Linked DNA regions of Homo sapiens: region 1 is linked to region 2. Evidence: read pairs that join two places in POLR2A ChIA-PET (ENCODE). Cell type or tissue: PC-9. All regions are shown on one strand. Links, peaks and the distances in the headings refer to the core of each region. The heading gives the core; the rest is flanking DNA.

The links. ChIA-PET counts read pairs that join two places held together with the same protein. Peaks named below come from ENCODE experiments on the same cell type or tissue, not always from the same donor. Only the 100,000 strongest peaks of a DNase experiment are listed, where the experiment ranks them.
Region 1: POLR2A ChIA-PET joins it to region 2 with 18 read pairs; 3 of 35 experiments call an interaction of 5 or more read pairs at or near these places.

What each region holds. Positions count from the first base shown.
Region 1 is chr9:93,539,264-93,547,475 of GRCh38, forward strand. FAM120A (family with sequence similarity 120 member A) reads left to right here. Exons shown (of 18, transcript NM_014612.5): 11 at 3,959-4,208. Among named protein-coding and RNA genes, the nearest start is that of PHF2, 33 kb to the right of the region's middle. In PC-9, for the core only: no CTCF peak of the experiment used is centred there; no DNase peak of the experiment used is centred there.
Region 2 is chr9:93,286,202-93,294,413 of GRCh38, forward strand. WNK2 (WNK lysine deficient protein kinase 2) reads left to right here. Exons shown (of 30, transcript NM_006648.4): 20 at 2,587-3,419; 21 at 3,777-3,846; 22 at 6,107-6,195; 23 at 6,290-6,972. Among named protein-coding and RNA genes, the nearest start is that of WNK2, 110 kb to the left of the region's middle. RefSeq lists an enhancer at 2,449-3,245. In PC-9, for the core only: no CTCF peak of the experiment used is centred there; a DNase peak (open chromatin) is centred at 3,600; H3K27ac peaks cover 541 bases.

The DNA.
Region 1 (8,212 bases), core at 1,639-6,638, 250 kb after region 2:
TGGGATTACAGGCGTGAGCCACCGCGCCTGGCCGCCCTAGAGTTGTTTTTGCCAGTGTAAAAAGTTGGTTTAGTGTAAGTTAAGGAAGACAGTTTAATATTCAGTCTTTCAGAAGTAGGCTACTTCCTGAAGTAGTAACTTTTTCTGACAGTGAAAAGAGATTAATATTTGTTGGTGGTGATACACAAGATTTATTCAGAGGTTTTCAGTTAGATGAGCTGACCTCCAGGAATCTCTTACTGTTTTAATAAGACTCAGTAGGAACATGTTGCTCTTCAAAACTACCAGTACGGAGTTCATTTTTATACTACCATGCTCTAAGTCCCAGATGGTACCCACCCAGGATGTGCTGGAGCCCAGTGCCATGGGCAAGCCCACATACCCCCAGGTTTCTGTAAAAACTCAGATTACTTTCTGTGAGCTGGCTACTTTGTATTTGCTTATTTCCTGTGGATTGAATAATACCGTGAGGGCTGAGAAGTCCTTCCTCCTGGGCAACAGTGACTCTTTGGAAGAAAGCAGCAGCCCAGAGAGAGAAGAGCAGCAGACATTCTCATCTCTAGAGGCTACCCTCCAGCTGCCCCTTTGCAGGGGACTTGTAAATCAGAGCCAAGCATTTTTCTTTCCTCAACTTCTTCCACTCTTGAGGCAGCTGTTTCAACCCGAAAATTGGATGTCCCTTGGAATTCTTCATAAGCACTAATTTGTAATTAATTTAATGTAAGTGATGTGTAAAATGTGAGTTCATCTCATTATCTCTACATAATGAGGGGTGCTAGGTGCTTTTCATGTTTAATCATCAGGACTGTGTTGCAAAGTTAGGTGTCACCTCTCATCTTAGTCCCTGGATCTAGGCCCAGGTCTGAGAACCCAAGGAGACCCTCCCTCTCAGGCACATGCCTGTGCAGATTGCCTGCTTCCCTCTTATCCCAGCCCTACCTGGCACACAGTAGATGTTCCATAAATACTTATTAACTGATTGGCCTAAGGTTCCACCTCTATTCTCTGGTGGAATACTCAAAAGATCTCTAACTATTAGAGATGAGCGCCTTTGCTTCTGGAGCAAGCCTTTGTGTCAGTCACATCTATTTTCTTTGATAAAGACATGTATTTCCTGAATTGGACTTGCTGTTCTTGTCATAACTGTTGCATGTGGGCAACAACATGCTTAGTGCTGTGAAAGAGGACACTAACCCCTCTCTGTCCCTACTGTGTCGACAGGCTTACCCAGGACAGTTCCGAGCCCTTCTAGGACTCGGAGCAGCCTTTGGCTGGAGTATTGCCATGAGTCCATCAGCAAGAGTCCAGTTTCGGCTCTCAGGAGTGTGTTCACCTGTTTCTTTCTGGGCTGTGTCGAGTCTGGAGACACAGCACCAGGCCAGGCTCATTCAGGTACACGGGAGGCCCTCTGAGCTCTAATGTGGAGAGTTGTCGGAGCCTGCAGCTGGAGTGCATATTTCTGAGGATACCATGCATTAGGACTAGTGCCTGTGACCTCCTCTTCACTCTGCAATCTAGGGCCTTGCAGGACGAACTCTGCAGAGGCCTAAAGGTTTTGAAATTGAGAAGGAAAATCTTCTACCAATAATTTTTTTTTATAGAATGAAAACAAAACATGAATGATTGCTAAAATGATTAAAGAGAGGCGAGAACAGAGCCGATGAAAGGGAAAGAAAAAAATGAAAAAGTTAAAGGCCAATTTAGTAAGAATGCCTCTCTTTATAACCCCTAGGGGACTCCTGACATGCACAACCTAAACCCATGCTCTGTGTGTGGGGTATGTTTCAGTGTGTGTATTGTGGTATGTGTGTGGTGGGGGGTGTGTGTGGTGGGGTTTGTTGGGGGATATGTTGTGTGAAATATGTGATGTGTGCATGGTATGAAATGTGTGATGTGTGTGTCCTATGTGTTTGCGAGGTGTGGTTATGTAGAGTAATCTGATAGCAACATAGCATATTGGCGAACAGCTCATTCTGGAAGCTCCCCTTGCCTGTTTTCTCTTGGGGTGGAGCAGCCTTGGTGTTGGATCACAGGAGGGAAGGCAGGTCGGCTCACAGGAAGGCCTGTGCATGGTAGTGGTGGTTGTGGAGATGATCCTGTATGTTCCGAGTCTACTTCTGGGAAAGCTTCTGGAAGCTGAGCTGTGCTGGAGATCCACAGGATCGGGGTGGGGGCAGTGCCTTAGATTGTGCGTCCAACGACAGGATATGCTTCGTGATGGAGACCTTATTGGTTTTATATCTATACCTAAAAGTATTGAATAAAAACAAATAAGCATGTATTTATATATACATGTATGTCTGTTTTGACTTGATGGACTTTAAGCATTTGGAGTGTTTGAAATATTCCTTTAACATCTAAACACTAAGATATTCAAATGTAAATGAAAGACATTTGCCTAATGAGAGCAGTAACATTTTTGTAAAAGGAAAATTTTCAGTGACTGCCTTAACTTGTACCCCAGCTCTGCCCGGCAGGCTTCACGTAAGGGGACACTATCTGGAGTTGGCTCCAGAAGGGCTTGTCACAGAGCCCTATGAGGTCTTGACTCAACGTGTTCCTATACGTGACACTGTTACCTGACTTGTCAGGTATTGAAATGTATTTAAGCATTTTTTTTCTGTTGCTGAGAAACTGTGTATCCAAGTGTCTAACTCCTGGTGTTTTTCATGACATTTTAAGAGATTATTGTATTGCCTGACTATATTTAGACTCAGAGTGGAACTGGAGATCAGCCAGTAATACATTTAACTCTGTCCTGCTTTTGGATTCTTCAGAATGCCTTAGGTATTACTTTAGAGAAGACAAACCCAGAGAGATTAATGTAATTTGGATAGAATGAATATGTTGAAGATCAAATTAGAGTTTATGATAGCATCCTGGTCTCCGTACAGACACTGGCCTTGGAGTGGGTCGTGCACTGGAGTGTGTCAGCCAGGGACGGTGCCTTTGCTCATGTGTAGCAGCACTGGGCAAGGGACAACACCAGGCCCCGCTTTGGTTCTGGTGTTTATTCAACTAAAGTGAACCACTTGTTACTTATAAAATGCATACCCAGATTTCCCTATTGGGTTGTTACCTCAGTGCAGTTGATGAGATTTTAACATTCTACTGTGCAATATGGATTGTTTTTGTTTTATTTCCTTGTCATTGTTTTTTCCTTAATTTATTGGGAAATCAATCAAGTGGGAAAATGTGCATGTTTATGTATTTGTAAGAATTGATTGACTAATAGTGAAACATCTGTGGATAAAAGGTATTGTTTCCATGTTACATCAACTTAGAACTTCTTGTCTTTTTTGAGGCGAAATGTTGGATAACTTTACACTCTGTCTGAAGTCTTGCTGAATAGAATTACTGTGTGCTGGCATCATCTGGGACTTCAAAACTTGGAATATTTGCATCTACTTGTGTTTTACTGGCCAGTCTTAAAAATAGAGTTTAACAGTTACATTTGTTGAAGTGGGAGGTTCAGTAAAGTGGCTACTGCATGCAAATTATTTCTCAAATCTAATTTATGAGGGTATTTATCCATGTAGAAAGGGATTAGCTATCCAAATTGGATTTTGCATGTTAAAATAATTAGATAACCACATACTTCCGTGAATTACACTGTTATAACTAAAACTATTTGTAGATATAAAATATTAAAATGGATTTTGTCTAACATCTTGATTTATGCATACTAGTTATATGAGAAAATCAAGTCATGATTTGATTGGATGAAACTTATTTGTGGCCTAACTGAAAATCTGAATGAGCCATTAATTGCACAGAATAGAGGGACAAACAAAATACCCACAAGGACTTGATGATTGGTAGTTTTGCTAAGGAGAGAATGCATTGTTACCTGAGAGGCGAATCTTTAGACCAGTTACTAGAGCTGCTTGTTTTTGTTAAGACTGAAAGCAGGTGAATGATGCATGAATGTGTCTTCTCTGGCTTTTTTTTCCTGTAGTTTCACCAGTGATCATTAAAGAATGGGCAGCTTACAAAGGAAAGTCTCCTCAAACCCCGGAACTGGTTGAAGCTCTTGCCTTCAGGGAGTGGACCTGCCCCAACCTGAAGAGGCTGTGGTTGGGTAAGGCGGTAGAGGACAAGAACCGCAGGATGAGGGCCTTCCTGGCCTGCATGAGGTCGGACACCCCAGCCATGCTCAACCCTGCCAACGTGCCCACTCACCTCATGGTGCTCTGCTGCGTCTTACGGTGGGTGCCATGCATGGGAGCTGGGACCTGGGTCCCCGCCAGGTGTAGGGGCCATGACCATGGTGTCAGATGAGTTCTAGAAAGGATGTAAAGTTTATTCCTGATCAATCATGTTGAAATTTATTGTCATCCCATATTTATATATGTGATAGAAATGTAGGTTATGTAAATGCAAAATATATTTTAATTTATATGATACAGTATGTTTATAGGTATATTTTGTAAGCATGTATGGTATGTAAATATTATATAATGATTTTAAACATGGTTTATTATTTAAATATTGAAGATTTTGAAGGCTATAAGAGGGGATTCTTGTTATATATTATTTGGAGTTCTTCTGTAGGGAAAATGTGCCACTTCTTCCCCCTTCATTTATTTAATCATTTACAGTCACACATTGCTTAATGATGGGGATACATTTTGAGAAATGTATCATTAGGTGATTTTGTCATTGTGTAAAACATCATAGAGTATATACAAACACGGCGAGTATTTGTGTATCTAAATGTGAAAAAGGTACAGTCAAAATATGGTATTATAATCTTATGCCATTATATATGTGGTCCATTGTTGACCAACACATTAGTGTGGCACATGCCGTATTTGTATCAGTATGGGCTCCTGTCCTCTTTTTATAGGGTCATAATCAATTCACTTGAGGTTATATCCAGCTCTGCCTTATCCTTACGCACATTGTCCCGGCTTATCCTTGGGAGCTGTCTTAGGTTGGCCCGTGTGACACACACCATCCTCTTGTTTTAGGAGAGCTTCCTTGCTTTTTTGCCCTACAAGATGCTTCAGGCACGCTTTGTGTTTCCCTGCTCCAGCATCAGCCATCTCTCCAAAGAGCAGCCCTTGTTCCTTGTTGTGAAAAAGGTGTCTGGAAACCCAGGTCTGGGTGCTGGTGTGGTCCTGCTGCTGGGATGTCTCTGTGTCTGTGCCCTCACAGCCCACAGCTCAGTATGGGTAGATACTGTTGACGTTTTGAAGTTCAGTTGAGTTGGGATACATACTGGATGTTCATTAGGTTTTGGAGTTGATTCGTTTGGTTTGGTTTCATTTTAAAAGAACTTCAAACATAGAGAAAAGTTGCAAGTACAATACAGAAACCTTTTTTTTAACTTAAATACTTTACTGATTTTCTAACAGTTGATGGCATTTTACTTTATAACCACCAAAGAACCATCAAAATCAATCCGCAGTGATGCTGTGGTCCATTCCACCCTTCAGAGCTGTTAGGCTTGTTGTCCCAACAGTGTCCTTTATGACAAGGAACCTGTTCCTGTTCCAGGTCGTCTCTGCTTTCAGGAGTGATGCCCTGCCTGGGGGTGCACACCTCCTTCTGTCCCATTAGGCAGGACACTGGCTCAGAGGGTTTGGTGCAGGGTGACTGTGGCTTCTCCGTGTGGTGCTGCTCTCACCTTTTGTAACCGTCTCACATGGAAGTGCTTAGAGGCCCTGTAAAGGTTTCACTCCTCAGACAGGCAGCACGTTTTTATCAGCATGAACTCAGAGCCTCTTGTTTCTCTAGGGGCCTTCAGCTCACTGCACCATCATCTGTTTTGATGTTCCCTTTGTCACCTTGCAAACTGGCCTTCGTCATCTTCTCTGAGCACCTCCTTTCTTCTCCACAGATGTTCTGCTTGCCCCTGTGTCTCCCTGCCTCAGCCCTGGGATCCCCATTTCTCCAAGCAGCCCCAGTTCTTCCAAGTGGGGGATGGCATTTAGAAGCCAGGCTCTCAGAGTCGGAGGTTCTGTGCTGCAGGAACTTTGCCGCCCTGGCCCTCCCAGTGCAGCATGAGGGATCCACCCCAACATTGCTGTTGTGTATTCCTATATCTCATTGAAAACAGTGGATTTACCCTGGTCCTTCCAAGCTGGCACAGTCCAGTGTCCCTCCCTGTGTTCATAGGGTACGGTCTAGCATCCTGCTGCATTCGTAGCTTCTGGCTCTGGCAGTGAGAGGCTTGGCTGGGAAGCCCCATGGCCCCTTACTTGGTCAGGATCCCTGTGTGGTGCAGTCCCTATTGCCCCTGTTTCTTTTGGGGCCTGTCTCACCCTCTGGGCTGGCACCGCTTTTGCAGGCATGACTGACCATCCCTCCCACTGGGTCCCAACTACCTGACTTTAGGAAGGGAGGGACAGAGCTTATTCTTGTTTTTATTTCCTGGTGGTTCTTAAATTTATAACAAATGTTAAGGCCAATAACTTATTTAGGAAGATTCAATTAAATGGAGATTGACTTAAATCACAGTGTGTCAGCTGAACGTGATTTCCATTGAAGACTGGCTGATGGGAAAGACTCCTTTTTTTTTTTTTTTTTTTTTTTTTTGAGACGGAGTTTTTTGCTCTTGTCGCTGGAGTGCAATGGTGTGATCATGGCTCACTGCAACCTCTGCCTCCTGGGTTCAAGTGATTCTCCTGCCTCAGCCTCCCAAGTAGCTGGATTACAGGCATGCGCCACCACGCCCGGCTAATTTTTTGTATTTTTCGTAGAGATGGAGTTTTACCATGTTGGTCAGGCTGGTCTTGAACTCCTGACCTCAGGTGATCCACCCACCTCGGCCTCCCAAAGTGCTGGGATTACAGACATGAGCCACCGCACCTGGCCAATTCCTTCTTTATTTTTGTTTTTAGAGGCTTCTGGTTTCCTCTGATAGCAAATTCAATTAAAGACATGTTTTTATTAATAACAATATTATATTCATAGAAAGTTTAAGACTTTGGATTCTGTGAGATCAAATTAGCAATAATGAATTTGATTACTTTTTTTGTATTTTTCTCTTCCAAGTTTAGTGTGACACATGGCCTTTAATCTAGCAGAGCACCTGACAGGCCACCATATACTTGACCTAAGGTACATACTGGGACCCTGAGTGAGGACACACTCTGGGGCCCCGCGGCCATGGCAGAGGATGAGCTGCTGTTGCACTATAGGGGGCTAGGGTCACATCGTTTCAGCTTCGTGTTTAAGTTTGTGCTCAGACTCTTAATGCCGTCCCATCTGGTGTATTTACTCTGCCCCTCCTGTGGCTGGTGCCTCGTGGCCTGCTGTGTGTGAGCACTGAGATGCACGGACAGGGAAGAGGCCATGCATGCAGCTGGTCCTGGTGGCATTGTCTCCCAGCCCACTCTTTTGTTTGCTCCTCTCGATGCCTGGGGCCTGGCAGCGGAGTGCTGGCCCTTTCTCAGCAGTGATCCCAGAAACACCTGAGCCATCTCCTCAGCACTGTTGAGATGGCTGTCGGCAAGACAGAAATGAATGGGCACGGCCATGCTCCAATAACCTTCTCTTTACAAACACAGGTAGCCAGCTCATGGCTACAGTTTTTTTTATTCCTTTATAGACTATTATCAATTTCTATTGGACACATGTTTCTTCACCATTAGAGTCAGGTGATGCATTTGGGGTGGAACCCCACAGAAGGGGTATGGTGGTCTTCTCATTGCTCCCTAAGGGAATTTAGTTTTTGCTTTTACTAGTGATGTTAACATCGATCACTTGGTTAAGGTAGAGTTGGGCATACATATATTTTAAATGCTATACTATGGCAGCAATGGGGATGGACAGTGGAAGAATATCAGTCAAATCTCTAGAATCCCTGATAGCAGAGACGGGGGATGGAGTCTGAGCAGAGGTTGCTGCAGTGTGAGGGTGCAGGCTGAGGGCACAGAGCAGAGCAGGTCTTTTTGGGGATGCAGCATGGATAAAATAGACAAGGCTCTTGTCCAAAAGCAGCAGCTTATGTTCTTGTAGGAGCAATATGGCAGACACAAAGATGCAGACTGGGTTAGGTTTTAGAAAAACTTGACTTAAATCAGTAAATACAGTAACAGGGATGGAGGGCATAAGGCTCCAGAGCAATGCTGGCGCCGTCAGTGTGTGCTCTAGAGGTGCAACCCGGGTGGTTGGTGGTCAGCCTGGGTGACACAGCAGGTGGCCCATGCTGGCTGAGGCCTGCTTCTCTCCTTTTGGAGCTCTGGCTTTACCCCAGCTTCCA
Region 2 (8,212 bases), core at 1,380-6,379:
CAAAAGACACCACTAATCGAGCACATAGGCGAGTCACGGAGCGAGAGATTCTGTAGTACAGATAGCCCCCAGACAGTTCTCTACCCAGCATCATGAAGAACCACAAATTAAAAAGAAAAGAATGACAGCTCTGTAGAAAAGCAGGCAAGAGACTTGAACAGGTGTGTCCTAAAAGAAGATACCCAGATGGCCAGTGAACACAGGAGAAGGTACTCAATTGAATTAAGTATTATCAGGGAAATGCAAATCAAAACCACACTGAGCTATCACCTCACACCTGTTAAGATCACTGCTCTCAAAAACAAAGGACTGCAAGTATTGGCCAGGATGTGGAGAGAGGGGACCTTTGTGCAGTGTGGTGTGAGTGTAAATTACTACAACCATTATGGAAAACAATGTGGACCTTCCTCAAAAAATTAAAATAGAACTACCGTATGATCCAGCAATCCCACTGCTGGGTATATATTCAAGATAATTGAAAACAAGGTTTGGAAGAAATACCTGCTCTCCTGTGTTCATTGCAGCGTTATTCACAATAGCCAAGATATGGAAACAACCTAAGTGTCTTCACAGATGAATGGATAAAGAAAATGTGATATGTTTGCACAGTGGAGTACTGTTTAACCACAAAAACAAGGAAACTACCATTTGCGACGACATGGATGAACCTACAGGACATTATGCTATATGAAATAAGCCAGGCACAGAAAGACTACACGATTCATTCCTCTCATATGCAGTATCTAAAACAGTCAAAGTCAAAAACAGTCAAAGCAGAGAGCAGAATGGAAGTTGCCAGCAGCTGGAGGGAGAGGGAAACGGAGTTACCATTGAGGGCATAAAGTTTCAGTTATATAAGCTGAGTAAGCTCTAGAGCTTTGCCACACAACATAGTGCCTATAGTTAACAATAGAGTATCATGCTTTTAAAAATGTGTTAAGACAGCAGATCTCATCTTAAATGTTTTTTCCATAATTAAAAAACAATAAAGAGCCACAATAAGACGCCATCACACAGCCCTAGGGGTGCTCAGAGGCTGCCGATGGTGGGGGCATTGGCTCCTGCTTGGGGAAGCACCTTGGCACCCTTACATAAAGCTAAAGGGGATCAGTGACCAGCAGCTCCCCAGTGGCGTGTGCCTGGCAGGACACGGGCCTGCACGCACTGTGCCTCAGTGTTAGTCGTGGTCCCACCCAGCCACAGCCCAGTGAGTACCAACACAGAATGGATGCGTGCATCATGGTGCAGTTGTGCAAACAATAACAAGGACACATCTCACAAACACGGTGAGAGAGGCCAGGCACCACAGAATAGAGTACCATTCCATTGATAGAACGTGCAGCACGACCATCATGTTTAGACAGACGAACGGTAAGGCCGGAAAGGAGCAGTGGAGGAAATTTTGGTCAAATTAGTTTACCTTTGTTGGGCCAGGCAGGGGATGGGGACCAAGGGAGTCTGGGGGCACGAGGGAGGGCATCAGGGTCCTATTAATCTCCCCATTCTCACCTTTTATTTTTTGAACAGTTTTCTTTTTTTGTGTTCATTTTCTTTGTGTTTTTTAAAAAGACAAAGTGGGCTGGGCGTGGGGGCTCACACCTGTCATCCCAACACTTTGGGAGGCTGAGGCCAGCGGATTGCTTGAGCCCAGGAGTACAAGACCAGCCTGGGCAACATGGTGAAACCCAGTCTCATATGAAAAATACAAAAATTATCCAGCTGTGGTCCGAGCTACAAGGAAGGCTGAGGTGGGAGGATTGCTTGAGCCCGGGAGGCAGAGGTTGCAGTGAGGCGAGATTGCACCACTGCACTCCAGCCTGGGTGACAGAGCCAGACCATCTCCAAAAAAAAAGAAAGGTCGGGTTGCATTTTCAAGTAAGGAAAACTGGGCTCCAAGGCCAAGTTTGAGAAACACCGTCCTGCCACCTCTCAGATGCCCGCAGTCCCTGTGAGCCTGGTGGAGGCTCCATGAGCTCCTGCACAAGGCACTGGGAGACTTGGTTATACTGCTGGGGTTCTGGATTCCTCCCACAGGGTCACTGACCAGCCCTGGCTGCGCTTCTGACCATACCAAAGACTGGGGGTCTGAAGGCTTCAGGCTCCTGCTCACTCCTGGGCATGGAAGTGTGTACAGCTCACTACTTAAACTCTTTAATTTTGAAATTTCATTGAATAACTTTTGTCCAGTGCAAGATAGACAAGAGCCGTATCTTTCTGGAGCTGTCTGTGCGGGTGAGGGTGTGGACAGACAGATGACAGACAGGCAACAGCCACAGCTGATGGTCACACGCTACAGAAGACACAGAAGGAAGGGTGGTGCTGGTTCAGCCACAAGGGACACTATGGGAACAGGGACCTGGAGTTGCGAAGCTGGTGGCTCAGAGACCTGTGGGAGGCGTTACAGGAAGCAGCAGCCAAGGCTGGGCTGAGCTGCAGGCAGGCAGGAGCCTGGCGTGTCGGGAAACAGAGAAGACCAGCACGCTGGGGCCATGGCCAGCTGTGTAAGGCATCTTTTTAGCCAAGGAAGAAACAGGTAGATAGGACTGGAGTACCCTGGTACAAAGGCATTTTCCCCATTTCTTCTAGATTCAGCGCCCTATAAAGACCAGCTGTCCTCGAAGGAACAACCCAGCTTTCTAGCCAGTCAGCAGCTCCTGAGCCAGGCGGGCCCCAGCAACCCTCCTGGGGCACCCCCAGCCCCTTTGGCCCCCTCCTCCCCTCCTGTGACTGCTCTGCCCCAAGATGGAGCAGCTCCAGCCACCAGCACCATGCCAGAGCCAGCGTCAGGAACTGCCAGCCAGGCAGGGGGTCCAGGGACACCTCAGGGGCTGACCAGTGAGCTCGAGACGTCTCAGCCACTAGCGGAGACTCACGAGGCCCCGCTTGCTGTGCAGCCCCTCGTGGTGGGCCTAGCACCTTGCACTCCAGCTCCAGAGGCTGCCTCAACCAGGGACGCCAGTGCCCCAAGGGAGCCCCTGCCACCTCCTGCACCTGAGCCCAGCCCCCACAGCGGGACCCCACAGCCCGCCTTGGGTCAACCTGCTCCCCTGCTTCCTGCCGCAGTGGGGGCCGTCAGCCTGGCCACCTCCCAGCTCCCAAGCCCACCCCTGGGGCCCACCGTCCCCCCACAGCCACCCTCGGCCCTGGAGTCGGATGGGGAAGGGCCGCCCCCCAGGGTGGGCTTTGTGGACAGCACCATCAAGAGCCTGGACGAGAAGCTGCGGACTCTGCTCTACCAGGAGCACGTGCCCACCTCCTCAGCCTCAGCTGGGACCCCTGTGGAGGTGGGCGACAGAGACTTCACCCTGGAGCCCCTGAGAGGGGACCAGCCCCGCTCAGAGGTCTGCGGGGGGGACCTGGCCCTGCCCCCAGTGCCTAAGGAGGCGGTCTCAGGGCGTGTCCAGCTGCCCCAGCCCTTGGTGAGTAGCTGCCTTGTCCCAGAGACACTGCCCTGGGTCAGGGGCCGGAGCCCGGGCGCAGGCCCGGGGGTGGGCAGGCATCTTGGCTATGCAGAGCCGCCCTCACTCAGGGCCCGTCCCTCTCTTGGTGACCCACCCACGTGTGTTTGACTCACCCATGCATGTTTTGCAACAAGTGACCCCTGTTTGGGGTCATGCTTGTGCAGCGTCAGGTGACTCAGCCCCATCCATGCACACACAGGGGCTGGGGCAGCCCAGGGGCAGCTTGAGATGAGGGGAGTGGATTTGCAGATACAGCTGTTGAGATGCTGACCTGTGAGTCTCACGGCTCTTCTCTTTTTGTGTTTCTTTCTCCAGGTGGAGAAGTCAGAACTGGCCCCCACTCGAGGGGCCGTGATGGAGCAGGGCACGTCCTCGTCAATGACAGGTAACAGCTTCCTGCTGAACCCTGCGTTCACAAGGTGCTGCCTGGCTTCCTTGCCCCAGAACCTTCTGCATCCGCACCCTCGTCTTTCATCTGTTAAGGCATAAAAGCATTTCTTAAAGATCCTTTTATCTGTAAGGGATCCTTTAGCATCCAGTGTAGGGCCCAGACACAGCAGGAGTCTGTCATGATTTAATTCAAGCTTGTCCAACCTCTGGCCCATGAGCTGCATGTGGCCCAAGACGGCTTTGAATGGGCCCAACACAAATTGTTAAGCTTCTTATGAGCTTTTTTTTTTTTTTCAATTTTTTAAAGCTCATCAGTTATTGTTAGTGTATCTCATGTGTGACCCAAGACAATTCTTCATCTTCCAATGTGGTGCAGGGAAGCCAAAAGACTGGATGCCCCTGACTTAATTAAAACCTACTGAGTTCTAGAAGGAGCCACATGCTAACACTCTAGAGAGATGAAGTCCTCTGGGGAAATGGATAAAGCCCCAGTTGGTGGGTGCTGGGATGTTGCAGGGACACGTCACAGCTCCTGGACTCTCCAGTGGCTGAGGGTCTGCACACGTTCCGGTGGACCCACCCCAGCCCTTGCTTTTCTTCAGCAAGGTTACAAGATGCCCACAAAAACCCAGCCTTACTTCAGCTATAGCAGAGCAGTGCGGTGGGGGGGGCGCTGTGACTGCTGGGAGCGCCAGGTACCAGGGCAATCCCTGAAGACCTGCTGTGGGGCTTTCCCTTGTGGCTCTTGGCTGCCACTGCGTCTCTGTGGAAACACCTTTGCTTTGCTTCTCATTTCATTATCTGCATGCCTCAGTGTCCCTTCTAAGGGAGCCGGACTGATCTTGTGAGGTCTGAGGTTCCTTCTCAGCCCAGGATTTCTTGGGGGATGGGCACACTATGAATCAGGACTCCCCTGAGCCTCCTAACGGAAACCTCAGCGCACATCAGCCGCAGGCGGGACCCCGTAGTCCCAGGCCACATTTATTTCTAGACGCCAGACTTTAAGAGGGGTCGGGGCAGCTGGCTCTGGGGTCAGAAGCTGTGCACGCAGAGAACTGGTGATGTTTAGCCTGAGGAAGATAAGGGACAGGGCAGAAGCAAGAGCATCTTCCCAAAAGGGTGGAAATGAGAGGTTGTGTTGGAGTGCCAGCCCTGACCACGCTGGGCTGCCTGTGGCGCTCCACGGACTCTGACTTCGTGCTCTGAGATGTGTCCGTCCCATGGGCCCCTTTGGCAGATGAGCAAACTGAGCTTCAGTAACTTGCAAATGATATAACTTGTACTCCAAGTCCATACTCTTTCCAGAGTGTGGAACTCATGGGGGAAGCTCCAAGGAGACAGATTCTAGTTTGGCAAAAGTGACCTTTCCTGGAGGTTGGAGCCATTTAGAAGTAGAGAGAGTGCGATTGACAGTGAACCTCCTAGCCCTGAAGGTGGGCATGGAGATATGAGGAGGGGAGTCAGATGTTACATACGGCTTGGGGACACGTGACAGGGACTGGATTGGGGCTCCTTAGGAATCTGATTTGGGTGTTGTTCCCTTGTGAGTTTCCACATGGGGTGTGCAAAGGAGACACGTGTACATGTGCGGGCGGCCCCAACCTCCCCAGAGGCTCCATCCGCTGCTGCCACCTTCCCCACGGCGCATAGGTCTGGCTCATGCCCTGGCCTACCCACGAGTTTCTTTTGTCACATGAGGGTCTCAGCTCAGGCGAGGCCCCCATGTCAGCTTGCTTGGCTTTTCTGGTTGCCTCTTTACGGCAACCCTGGGAAAAGCTAGTCAGAAAGAGCTCCCTAGATGGAGAGCACCGGAATAGCTGCAGGTGCAGTGGGTGACAGTTTTTGAGACACCGTGGGAGCAGGGCTGGAACCCAGCCCCATTGATCTGCGCTGTGGGACCCTCTCACATCAGACGATGGGATGAGACAGGGTGCTGGCCTTCAGGTGCTCAGAGAAGGCCTGGCTGCATGAGGGTGCCCGGGGCTGACGCCTCTTCTCTTGCCCGGGTTTATTGGGCATCTGTCATAGAATGCCGTGGGGCCAAGACATCATGGAGTATTTTTAGTTTCCAAAACTGCTGTTTCCAAAACTGGGAGGAGCACACACAGCTGGCTCCTCCCAGTACCCACTTCCATTGTCCTGCCTGTCTGGAGGCACTCCCATGGGATCACTTTGGGCTGCTTCGGGTCAGCTGTGAGCCATCTCTGCCTCTTCCTCCTCCTTCAGCCCCAGTAACGTTTCTGATGTTCCCATAGCAGAGTCGTCTCCCAGGAGTATGCTAGGCTATGACAGAGATGGAAGGCAGGTGGCCTCAGACTCCCATGTGGTCCCCAGCGTCCCCCAGGTAAGGGCGACTTGACGACCCCCTGGCTGGTTGGCAGGGTTTGCTCTGTGCTGATGTTCACATGAAACCTCTTCATCTCCGCTTGTTTCCCAAGGATGTACCTGCTTTTGTGAGACCTGCACGTGTGGAGCCCACAGACAGGGATGGTGGAGAAGCTGGAGAAAGCTCGGCAGAGCCCCCGCCGAGTGACATGGGCACAGTGGGGGGCCAGGCTAGCCACCCCCAGACACTCGGCGCTCGAGCTTTGGGGTCCCCTCGGAAACGTCCAGAGCAGCAGGATGTCAGCTCACCAGCCAAGACTGTGGGCCGTTTCTCGGTGGTCAGCACTCAGGACGAGTGGACCCTGGCCTCCCCCCACAGCCTGAGATACTCTGCCCCACCCGACGTCTACCTGGACGAGGCCCCCTCCAGCCCCGACGTGAAGCTGGCAGTGCGGCGGGCGCAGACGGCCTCCTCCATCGAGGTCGGCGTGGGCGAGCCCGTGTCCAGCGACTCTGGGGACGAGGGCCCTCGGGCGAGACCCCCGGTGCAGAAGCAGGCGTCCCTGCCCGTGAGTGGCAGCGTGGCTGGCGACTTCGTGAAGAAGGCCACCGCCTTCCTGCAGAGGCCTTCTCGGGCCGGCTCGCTGGGCCCCGAGACACCCAGCAGGGTGGGCATGAAGGTCCCCACGATCAGCGTGACCTCCTTCCATTCCCAGTCGTCCTACATCAGCAGCGACAATGATTCGGAGCTCGAGGATGCTGACATAAAGAAGGAGCTGCAGAGTCTGCGGGAGAAGTAGGTCCTGCGGGCAGGAAGTGTTGCCCCCGCCCCTGGGCCATGGCACCCCTTCCCAGTTGTGAGGGAACCCTGGTGCCGGGGCTGAAGTCCTGGCCAAGCAGCGCCCACTTGGAGCTGCCAAGCAGGGACAGGGGAGTGATGAAGGCTTTTTTTTTTTTTTTTTGAGACAGTCTCGCTCTGTCACCCAGGCTGGAGTGCAGTGGTGCAATCTTCGCTCGCTGCAACCTCCACCTCCCGGGTTCAAGCGATTCTCCTCCCTCAGCCTCCCGAGTAGCTGGGACTACAGGTGCCTGCCACCACGCCCGGTTGATTTTTCTATTTTTAGTAGAGACGGGGTTTCACCATGTTGGCCAGGCTGGTCTCAAACTCCTGACCTGAAGTGATCCACCCGCCTTGGCCTCCCAAAGTTCTGAGATTTCAGGTGTGAGACACCAGGCCCAGCATCCCTGTGGTTTTGAGTAGACAGTCTCCCACTCAGAGTCCTCTGGGCTGGGCCGGCCCCCACCCTGCTGTCTGCTTGGCTTCTGGCTTCTCTGGGTGCCATGCCTCCTCCTGCTGCACTTGGGGGTATGTCTTGGGGGATCACTGAGGCATGTGTCTTCCTCACCCTGTCTGCCTCTCATCTGTCTCCTTCCCTCTTTCTTCCTTTCTCCTTCTCTCTCTCTCTCCCCTTTCATTCCTTCTCTCCCTGTCTCGCTTCCCACCACTCTGTTTCTGGCACACTCTCTCTTCCTATCTGTCTCTCCTTTCTTTGTCTCTGTCTCTGTCTCTCTCTCTCCCACCCTCCTTCTTTCTCTTCCTCTCTCTTTCTCCATGTCTCTTTCCCTCATCCAGCAAATATTTATTCTGTCCTGCTGCGGCTGGGGGGTTACTGGGATGTCCTTCGGGATGGGAGGGCTAACACCAAATTCACCAGTGCCTGAAGGCACGTTTGTAAGTCGTGTCCTGTTGGAAATCACAGGCTTATGTGGGAAGAGCCGTGCACATCTCCTTTCTCTCCTGCGAGCCCTCTCTGCACAGCGTATGCACAGAGGCTAAGAGAGTGTCTGCCCAGGCTGGCGGGGTGGTCAGTGCCATACATTGAGGATATAGTGAGTGTCTCTGTGTTCGTGGAGAACTGAGGAGGGAACTGGAGCTGCTGGGAGAGGCAGGAAGGCAGGGATGGGTGGAATCACTGCTGGTCTTAGAGGCCTCCAGGAAGGTGGCCCCCATTGGCCACATGGCCCAACAGATCCTT